Regions from separate parts of the Homo sapiens genome. Here region 1 is linked to region 2. A link is a loop called in an ENCODE intact Hi-C map of the cell type or tissue named here. Cell type or tissue: dorsolateral prefrontal cortex. All regions are shown on one strand. Links, peaks and the distances in the headings refer to the core of each region. The heading gives the core; the rest is flanking DNA. Region 1 overlaps ATP10A-DT (ATP10A divergent transcript). Region 2 holds the start of LOC107984770 (a long non-coding RNA gene).

Region 1 (5,384 bases), core at 102-5,101, 44 kb before region 2:
CTACCTCTCTCCAGGTAGATTTTTTTTTTTTTTTCTTTTTTGAGATGGAGTCTCGCTCTGTCGCCCAGGCCGGAGTGCAGTGGCGCCATCTTGGCTCACTGCAAGCTCCGCCTCCCAGGTTCACACCATTATCCTGTCTCAGCCTCCCTCGTAGCTGGGACTACAGGCGCCCGCCACCATGCCCGGCTAATTTTTTGTATTTTTAGTAGAGATGAGGTTTCACCATGTTAGCCAGGATGGTCTCGATCTCCTGACCTAGTGATCCACCCGCCTCGGCCTCCCAAAGTGCTGGCATTACAGGCGTGAGCCACTGCACCCAGCCCTCTCTGGGTAGTATTAACAGTTCTTTGACTTCCAGAGCCCTGCAGAGGTTTCTGTCATGGCACTTGGTGCCATGGTATCACATAGGGGCACTTGGTGTTTACAAGCGGAAGGAGGTAGGATTTAGAGAAGTTGATCTTGGTGACTGGAGCTTTCTATTAGTCATTTGGGAGAGAACGGATATAGGAGGCATAAAATGAGCAACAGCATGTTTTCAGGTTGCTTTATTTCCAAAATTTGCTCTTGGGAATCAAAAAGGAAGGGCTGAGGTGGTATATTACAGCAGAGATGGAAATGCAGTGGGAGGGAGAGTGAGACCACCGAAGACCACCCCGCGGCAGGGGGACTGGAGGAGGTGGCCTGGGCGGGGCCTCTGGCCTGTGAGCTGTTGGGGAAACCACAGCTGGCACTGAAAGCCTGCCTAGCTTCGCCCTACGTAGCTCCTGGGGGCGACACCTGACAGCCGTGGAGGCAGGCAGTGCCTGCAGACAGGCTGGAATTGGCTGGAGCCTCAAATGCTGCTCCACGTTCTGCCCTTTGCCTTGGCTTGCTACCCACAGTTGTCATCCTGAATTTTCCAACAGGGAATTCCTTTCCTGTGTTTAGATATGATGCTGAGCCTTCTCAGAACTGTCCTGGTAGACATTCTTTCCCGGGCAACGGCCCAGAACGCATCTCTGTCTTTCTAAAATGGAGATGGGCTCCTTGACACCTAGAGGAGCAACAGAGGGTGTGAAGGAAAAATTTCAGACTTAACACTTGAATGTGGCTGGGGAGGGTGATGTTTTGTCATAATACAAGTGTCTCCTCCGCTCAACATGTCTCCAGAGGGCAGAGACACAGCCCTGTTTAGCACGACTGAAGCAGCATATCCACCACTGTTTGTTGCTTGTCTGCAACAAGATAAGGAACTTCTCAGAACATAAAGCAAACACACTGCTTCCTTGCTTCCTTCCCTGAGAGTGTCTTTCCTAACAGGCAGTGCACGAGCCGTCTGCAGACCACACCTGAAGTAGCACTGACTCTGCATCCTTGCACTCCTGATTGTTACTACAGAGCATGGCACATAGTGGGTGCTTCGTGGTACTGTTTGTGAAATAGTTATTTTCATGAATGAGTTGAGCTTTAGAACAATCATTGGAGGACTCAGGCCTTTTTCGGGAGAGTGGACCTTCTCTCTCCTCAGCAGTAATCACTTTCCTCTCTTAATTCCTTCTTCAGTAAAATATAATAGCAAATTGCTCTCTCTTGCTATCGCCCTTTTTCTCTGTCTCCATCTGTCTTATACATCTAATAATATATTATTGGTCCAAATATGATTTGATTATTCTATAAGATAAAATTGAATGTCCCTTTTTTCTTCCTTGTCTTGCTATCCTCCTGTAGCTGGTCATAGCAACAGTGACTCAATGAATGACTTAATCAGTCTTGCTTCTTAGGGATTACTATGGATTCATCTATGTCCTTCTCAAATTTATATGTTGAAGTCCTAACCCCAAGTATCTTAGAATGTGACTTTATTTGGAAATAGGGCTGTTGCAGATGTAATTCATTAAGTTACAATGAGGTCATGCTGGAGCAGGTGGGCCCTAATCCAATGTGACTGGTGTCCTTACAAAAAGGGGGAACGTGGACACACACACGCACACACACACACACAGAGAGAGAATGTCATGTGACCATAGGAGAAGCTATTGCAGTGATGTCTCTGCAAGACAAGAAATGCCAAAGATGAGCAGCAAACCGCAGAAGCCAGGGGAGAGACCGAGAACAGAGTCTCCCTCCCGGTCCTCAGAACCGGCCAACTCTGCTGGCACCTGGATTTCAGACTTTCGGCCTCCAGACCTGTGAGACACCTCATTTCTGTTCATGCCATCTAGTTGGTGGTGCTTTGTACAGCAGCCCTAGTGAAAAATATAGGAGTGTATTCTACACACTTTGTTCATATCCCACAAATGGGGCCTAACACGTGACCACACCTATCCTTTTCAGTTGAACCCAGGAGGCTGAGGCTGCCGTGAGCTGAGATTATACCACCGCACCCTGGCCTGGGCAACAGAGCAGGATCCTGCCTCAAAAAAAAAAAAAAAAAAAAGAAATAAAAGCAAAAAGAATTTTAAAATGTTGTTTACCTTTAATATGATAATATGTTAGGCTTTCATGCTACAGAAATCGGAAGTTTTTATGTCGTTCATTTTGCTGTTTGTGGCTTCTGGGTTTTGTCCTTGTTTAGAAAATTCTTCCCCCTCTAACACAAATATAACACGTACTTCTCTGGTACTTCCCCTTGTTAAAATGTTTTAATAATAAACCCCCTAGGTTGTATTTTAGTTTATGATGTGAAATAAGGATTTGACTTTTCTGCCCAAATTGTCTATGTTTCCAATGCCATATACTACACAGTACTTTCCTCACTCCATTGATTTCAAACTCCACGTTTCATCACAGACTAAATTTCCACACACACAGAAATGTTGGTGAGTTCTTATTTTTGTCCCCAGTGTGCATTCCTGTGTGAAAGCCACCAGAAATAATATCTTTAATTGACAGAGTAGATCTCTCTCTCTCATGATTATATTTCAGTAGTGGAATTTACATTGTTTCTCTGTGTGTGTGTGTGTGTGTGTGTGTGTGTGTGTGTGCAGCCCACCTTTAAGATACATCATTTGGAATACAAACATTATATGTTAGACATATGCTAGTTATAAAGCATATGAATATACAAATATATTACAATGAGAAAATTAACATTAATAAAATTAATAAAATAATCTTGATTTTTTCAAGTAATATTTATACTATACTAAATGTTGATATATTTAAATAATTATAGTTAAATATATTTTATATCAAAATTTATTTAAAATATAAATATATAATTAAATAATAATTAATAATTAAAATTAATAAAATAATCAACTTTACTTAGATTTCACCATGTACTTTGTGTGTATTTATATTTGTTCTGTGCAATTTTTCCTGTGAACACCACTCTGATTCAACACAGAAAGAGTCCATCATAGGGATCTCTTCCACCACCCTTTTATAGCCACCGCCATCTCCCTCTCTCTCCCCTTTGTAAAAATTGGCACCACCAACTAATTTACCCTCCATCTCTGTTGTTTTGCTGTTTCAAGAATGCTACATTAGGCCAGGCACTGTGGCTCATGCTTGTAATCCCAGCACTTTGACAGGCCAAGGCAGGCAGATCACTTGAGCCCAGGAGTTTGAGAAAACCCTGGGCAACATGGCAAGACCCTGTCTCTACAAAAAATACAAAAATTAGCTGGGCATGGTGGTGTGTATCTGCAGTCCCAGACACTTGGGAGCCTGAGGTGGGAGGATCACTTGAGCCCAGGAAGTCCAGGCTGCAGTGAGCTGAGATCACTCCGCTGCACTCCAGCCTATACGACAGAGCGAAACCCTGTCTCAAAAAAAAAAAAACACAAAAAACAAAAAACAAAAAACAGAAAATAAAAAGAATGCTACATTAATGGAATTGTATGATATGTAGACTTTAGAGATTGGCTTTCTTCACTCAGCACAAGTCTCTCAAGATCCATCCAAGTTGTGTGCCTCAATAGACCATGTCTTTTTATTGCTGAGTAGTTAATACCACAGTGTGGATGCACTATAATTTGTTTATCCTTTCACCTTTTGGAGGCATTTAACTTGTTTCCGGTTTCTGACTATTATGAATAGAGCTGCTATAAACATTTACATACAAGTTTTGTGTGAATGAGTTTTAATTTCTCTAGGATGAATGCCTAAGAGTACAATTGCTGAGTTGTATGGTAAGCACATGTTTAGTTTCACAAGAAACTACTTTATCACATATATAAGTATGCTTAACAAGATTGTGCTTAATCTTGCTAGTAGTATTAGTGCTCTGCAAAAATAGTATTGTACTACACGTGGTCATCCGGGACTTACATCCAACATAGTGTTTCCAAGATTTCTCCATGTTGTTGTGTATAACACAACATAGTGAGACACAGTCTGTACTAAGCCCGGGAAGTCAAGACTGCAGTGAGCTGAGATCACACCACTGCACACCAGCCTGGGCGTCAGTGTGAGTCCTTGTGTCAAAAAAAAAAAAAAAAAAAGAACATGTTTGTGTGTATATATAAATATATCAAGCAAATGATATATCTGTTTTCTTTCCTCTCTCATTCCCTCATCATGTAACTATAAGATATATTGAGCCAGGTGCCTTGGCTCACGTCTGTAATCCTAACACTTTGGCAGATTGAGGCAGGAGAATAGCTTGAGGTCAGGAGTTTGAAACCAGCCTGGGCAACCTAGAGAGACCCCTATCTCTATTAAGAAAAAAAAATTTTGACTTTATATCAATATTTAAGTATTGCTAATTTTACATAATATCATTTAAATTATGGGATATTGGCTGGGCTCAATGGCTCATGCCTGTAATCCCAGCACTATAGGAGCCTGAGACAGGAAGATCTCTTGAGCCCAGGAGTTCAAGACCAGCACGGGCAACACAGTGAGTCTCTGTTTCTAGAAACATACGTACAAACATACATACATAAATGGATATAGGAGAAGAGTAAACATTACTCAAGGACTTTACCTCCTCTTCTGGAGAAGGGATGGTTTAAGGAAATGCATATGGGTGCTAAATTGACAAGGGGTAGATTTGTGAAGATTAATTTTAAATGTTAATTTGACTAGATTAAGGGATATCCACATAGCCGGAAAAGCATTATTTCTATTTTATTTTTATATGTTATGTTATGTTTTATGATTTTTGAGATAAGGTCTCACTCTGTCACTCAGGCTCGAGTGCAGTGGCGCAATCGTGGCTCACTGTGACCTCAAACTCCTGAGCTCAAGTGATCCTCCCGCCTCAGCCTCCTGATTAGTGTGGACCACAGGCGCATGCCACCACACCTGGTTAATTTTTTTACTTTTTGTGAAGATGGGTCTCGCTAAAATGTCCAGGCTGGTCTCAAACTCCTGGGCTCAAGTGATCCTCCTGCCTTGACCTCCCAAAGTGCTGGGATTACAGGCATGAACCATGACGCTCATGCAATTTCTGGGTC
Region 2 (5,384 bases), core at 75-5,074:
GCAGGCATTCATGCTTTTTATTCTTTCAATTAAAGATAAAAATAAAAAAATATGGGCCCGGCGCAGTGGCTCACACCTGTAATCCCAGCACTTTGGGAGGTCAAGGTGGGTGGATTGCCTGAGGCCAGCAGTTCGAAACCAGCCCAGCCAACATGGTGAAAACCCGTCTTTACTAAAAATGCAAAAATCACCCACTTGTGGTAATGTCCGCCTCTAATCCCAGCTACTTGGGAGGCTGAGGCACAAGAATCACTTGAAGCCAGGAGGCGGAGGTTGCAGTGAGCCGAGATCACACCACTGCACTCCAACCTGGGCAACAGAGTGAGACTCTGTCTCAAAAAAAAAAAAAAAAAAAGAATAAAATAGATTAAAAAAATGTAATTGACACATAACAATTATACACATTTGTGGAGCACAGAGTGATATTGCCTATGTATACGGTTTGTAATGATCAAATTGTGATAATCAGCATGTCTATCACCTCAAATACTTATTTCTTTTTATTGGGAGCATTCAAAATCCTCTCTTCTAGCTATTGGAAAATACACACTAAATTACTGTTAACTATAGTCCCCCTGCAGTGCTGCGGAATGCCACAACTTATCCCTCCTCTCCAGCTGTAGTTTAGTATCCAGTAACATACTCTTTTCATTTCCTTTCTTTGGGCAGAAGGCTAGATGTTGCCTGTTTTTGTTTTATTTTTCTGCTTCACATATAGCGCACGAAAGCAGAGTGTATTCAAAAAAGGAAATGTGTTTGAAAAAAAAAAAAGGAAACGAATTTACATAGGACCTGTAAGCATAAGACAAAAAATGGAATCTGGTCATTGACAACCTTAAATATAAAGATGCCAATTTTAGACTGCGACAATGGTCCAGAACATGACAGATCTTTGTGATGACTTTGCCTTGCCCGGCACACTCACAGGCAGCTGCCTTTGCTGAAATGAGGCCTTGTGTCTGCTAGGAGAGTAGCACTCAGATTTTCCACCCATTGCTGAATGAGTTTCCTGAGGCTTCTATAACAGATTACCATACACCAGGTGGCTTAAACCAACAGAAGTGTATTCTCTTACAGTTCTGAGGCTTCAAGGCTGAGACCAGCGTGTGGGCAGGGCCGTGCTCCTGTGGAAAGCTCTAGAGAAAAATCCTTCTTTGCCTCTTCCTGCGTCTGTGGTGGCCGCCAGTCCTTACGTCCCCTGTCTTGCAGCCACGTTGATCTGATTTCTGTCTCTGTCTTCACATGGCTGTCTTCTCTGTCATGAGTCTCTGTGTCTCTGTTTTCTCTGCTTATAAGGATACCAGTCATTGGGTTAGGGCCCGCCATACTCCAGTATAACCTTATCTTAACTAACTATATCTGCAAGGATCGTATTTCCAAATAAAGTGACATTCAGAGGTTCCAGATGGACATGAATTTTGGGGGACACTATTCATTCAACACAGTGTAATCGCCAAAGTCACGTACTGGCACTGTCCTACTGGCACTGGAGGGTTTTTGTTTGCTTGTTTATTTTAAGCATTCCATTTTGCTCATGAATAATGAGTTATTAACAGCAGGAGGTTCAGAAGGTTGTGTGGCTCTTTGGAAATATATGACAATGCTATCTTCTAGATCCCCTCACCTGGGTCAGGCAGTGAGGTGTTGCCCATAGGAGCCTCTATAGGTGCAGGTTCCCCTTGGTACCATGCTTTGCACATCGTGTGAGCTCAGAGTTTGTGGACAGATAGAAACTCAGGAAACACAAAATATCGATCCATATGGTATTTAGCTGAATCTGTGAAGACTGTCATTGATTGCCAAGAATTATGAGGATATTGCTAAGTCAGTGGCAGTCATTTACACTCCACAAAAAGCCATTTTCACATCTCGACACACTGAACATGTATTTTTAGAGAATGACTAAATGCAGTTCCATCCCCTATTAGGAATTCCCTGCTCGCAGCATTCTCCAGGAAAATGTTGTCAAGGAGATTAACTGTCCACATGGGTGAGTCCAGCATTTTTCTGAGGTAGCACAAACACACAGAGCCCATTACAGTTCCAGGACTTGCCCAACAATGTGTAATTGCAGCGGGGAGAGAATCTCATACGGGGTGGAGCCCCCGAGGCCCCCGAGCCACACACAGCTTTGGAATGAGGTGGGAGAGGGTATGGGCAGCGGTCCTAGACATCCAGACACTGTGGAGGGTGCTGGGTATGCACGGGGTCCAGCCTGTCTGCTGAGGAGCGGGCAGGGCATGGTGGGGAAGGTGGGGTGAGTGGCTGGGACTTTTGTTTGCATTTCATTGCAGACTCATCATTTGCCCCAAATATAATTTTGGCTTTGAATCATGTAGCGAAGCAGCCAGATGAAGGGAGGCCCGGCACAGCCAAAGCTCTGAAGCCTGGGAAGTATTGCCGTCCCACTCTGAGAACATAGTTCAGTGAATCATTTTCCTGGCTTCCTTTCAAAGTCTGAGGAAATGAAGTCCTTAGGTTTGAAACAGTGATTCCCAGGAGCAGGTAAGTGCTGAAAGCCTCATCAGGTGGCACGTTTACTAAAGCCACTTGTTTCTTTTGAAACAGGTTTAATATAGACCATCTTAAAATGTCATGACCTCATGGGACAATGCAGGGGGACAGAAATAAGTTGTCACCTCTGAGTTTGGGACTGAAGATCCCAGAGCCACAGTGAGGGAAGACGGAAGGGGGCCGTGGCGAACTGGGCTGTTAAGAGATCATGTGGCCAGTGCAGGGACACAGGACCCCCCCGGAGAGAAAGGGTCTGGGTCTCCTCCTGAGAGCCTGTTCAGGAATCTCCAAATTCTTGAACTTGTGGCGTGGTTTTCTTTGGAAAGGAAGGAAGGTGTAAAGAAGCCCAAGTCAGTTTCTCACTTGAGAAATGCTGTTGCAAAGGGGCAGTGTGGTGGGAATTTTAACCTTTGCCACTCCCTCTAGCAGAACTGTGTGGTTTTGGACAGGCTGGCCGCTAGTTTCAGGGCACAATAGAGGGACACTTCCACCCCTTTCAGTGACTTCCCAAGGTGGCTCTGCAGAGCACCCCTTAGGAGAGTGGAGCCTGGCCTCTGAGGCCATTCTGAATGAGGGGAAGGTGGGGATGACCCAGGAAGGCCAGCGCTGCATGGCTGCACCCCCTCTCCTGCATTTACCCCCAGGTGCCTGTGCTGGCAGCGGCACATCACCAGGCCTCCTCCTCTCCGTGGCTCCATTCACAGCTCCTGCTGGCTGAGGCCTTGGACCTGGCTGCCCACCGCACTTCTCCCCGCCTGAACCACCTCCATCTCCCTCCAGATGGTGACCGAGGCCTCCTAGCTTACCCTAACCACCTCCTGCCTCCACCCCGGCCCCTAGCACACACCTGAGCATCCTCCACCCAATGGCCAAAGTGATTCCTTACAATAGAAAGCAGACTGGGGCCCTCCTCTTCTTGGAAGCCTCACTGTCTTCCCTTCCCTGGGAGTGAGATCCAAAGTCTTTGCTTGACCCACAGGGTCCTGTACCTGGTGGCCCACTGTGTCCCTCCCCCGTACCCTCACTCTCCGCCTCCCATCCCACTACGCCTTGGCCTCTTGGGACTCCAGAGCGAGCCGTGCCTTAGAGCCCTGGGCTGCTGCCCCTTCCCCCAGCTCTCTCCTGGCTCCTGCCTAGTTCAGGCACCTTTCCCAGTGTCACACTCCCAGGGAGATCCTCCCTAAATGCCTCATCTCTGTCCCTACTCTGTTTATCTTACTACAGTCTGACCCACGTATGGATTTGGGCATTTAGATGTTTCTCTACCCACCCTCCTCCGCATTAGAATGTTAACTCTTGGGAGCAAGAGCTTTGTTTTCTGTGTGGCGGCATGCTTGGTTCCTGCTCAAGAAAAAAAAATTTTTTTGAAAGAACAAATAACATCAACACTCAATACTCATTTATTCACATATTTAAGACATTTTTCCTGGGTATCCCATTTTAATTCATCCTTAAAATGGAACTGATCTTGCCTCCTTAGCCTAAGTTCAGGGGAAATGGATGCAAAGCTCTGAAAGTCACTGATCTGGGTGCTGTGAGGTGACATCATCACAGGTGACATCACCAGCCAGCCATGGAGAGGTTTGAACGAACCTTCCCCCTTTCTCCCAGACAGATGTGACCAGGCTTTATGAAAATTTGTCTGTAAAGAGGCACTTTTCACCACATTATTTTAATACACTTGTGTTATTACCAGAAAAATGGGAAAGAAGGAAATAAAATTTGCATCGACTTTCCGCCTCCTTACTCCACGTTGGTTCTTGCAAACAGACTGGAGTTGTGTGTCTGTTACCCCCTCCTTTCTCGCACATGTTCCAGCGTTATGCATGATGTGGAGCAAAGCTTTATTAATAAGGTTGCCAGGAATCACCAGCCATAGAAATGCCTACCTTTTTGAGTGAACAATTCCATTTCTATAAATCTATCCTGGGAAGATAATCTTTGATGCAGTCAAAGATCACAGTGCCCGAGGATAGTCAGTTTTTACAACAGCACATGTAAAACACAGCATGAGTGCTGCCAAATCCATATAATAATTAGATATCATGGTTCACTTACTGGAATACTGTGTATTTATTAAATTATATTTTAAGATACTTTCTGGTTACATGGAAATGCTTATGACTGGATAAAGCAATACAAATGATAACAAATACGGGATGTTAAATTTCCCTCTAAGCCCTGCTTTAGCTGCATCCCGTATGTTTTGGTGTGTTGGATTTTTGTTTGCGTTCATCTCAAAGTATTTCCTAATTTCCGTGTGATTTCCCCTGTGATCCATTGGTTATTTAAGAGTGGATTGTTTAATGTCCACGTATGTATGTCTTTCTCAAATTTGCTTCAGTTATTGATTTCATTTCTAAGTTCATTCCAAGAGCCTACTTAGTATGGTATCGATCCTTTAAACTTACTGAGTTTTGTTCTATGGCTTAGCTTATGGTCTGTACTACAGGACACGCCACGTGCACTTAAGAAGAAAGTTTATTCTACTGTTGCTGGGCAGAGTATTCTACAGTTGTCTGTCAGGTCTAGTTCATTTATAATATTTTTCAAGTCTTCTATTTCCTTGTTAATTTCTGCTAGTTCTATTTATTGTTGAAAGTGGGGCACTGGATTCTCTGTTATTGTTAAATTGTCTATTTCATCCTTCAGTTCTGTCATTTTCTGCTTCATTTGTTTTGGGAACTTACAGTTAGCTTCATTTTTGCTTATAATTGTTATGGCCTTCTGATGGATTGACCTTTTTTTCATCATAAAATGTCTTTCTTGATTTGTACTATCATTTTTTTGTTTTAAAGTCTATTTTTTGTTCTAATACTAACATAGCCAATTCAGCTCTTTTGGTTACTTTTTGCACAGTGTAACTTTTT

The links. Hi-C counts contacts between places; a loop is a spot of excess contacts. Peaks named below come from ENCODE experiments on the same cell type or tissue, not always from the same donor. Only the 100,000 strongest peaks of a DNase experiment are listed, where the experiment ranks them.
Region 1: it touches region 2 in a loop (2.6-fold over the local background); 13 of 110 quality-filtered maps call a loop at or near these places.

The regions. Positions count from the first base shown.
Region 1 is chr15:25,872,357-25,877,740 of GRCh38, reverse strand. It overlaps ATP10A-DT (ATP10A divergent transcript), which reads right to left. Exons shown (of 2, transcript NR_183988.1): 2 at 531-1,033. Among named protein-coding and RNA genes, the nearest start is that of ATP10A-DT, 9.8 kb to the right of the region's middle. In dorsolateral prefrontal cortex, for the core only: no CTCF peak of the experiment used is centred there; no DNase peak of the experiment used is centred there.
Region 2 is chr15:25,827,953-25,833,336 of GRCh38, reverse strand. The region is part of intron 1 of ATP10A (ATPase phospholipid transporting 10A (putative)); the gene reads left to right. LOC107984770 (a long non-coding RNA gene) reads left to right here and starts at 364. Exons shown (of 2, transcript XR_001751446.1): 1 at 364-1,990; 2 at 2,295-4,250. In dorsolateral prefrontal cortex, for the core only: no CTCF peak of the experiment used is centred there; a DNase peak (open chromatin) is centred at 2,355; H3K27ac peaks cover 2,396 bases.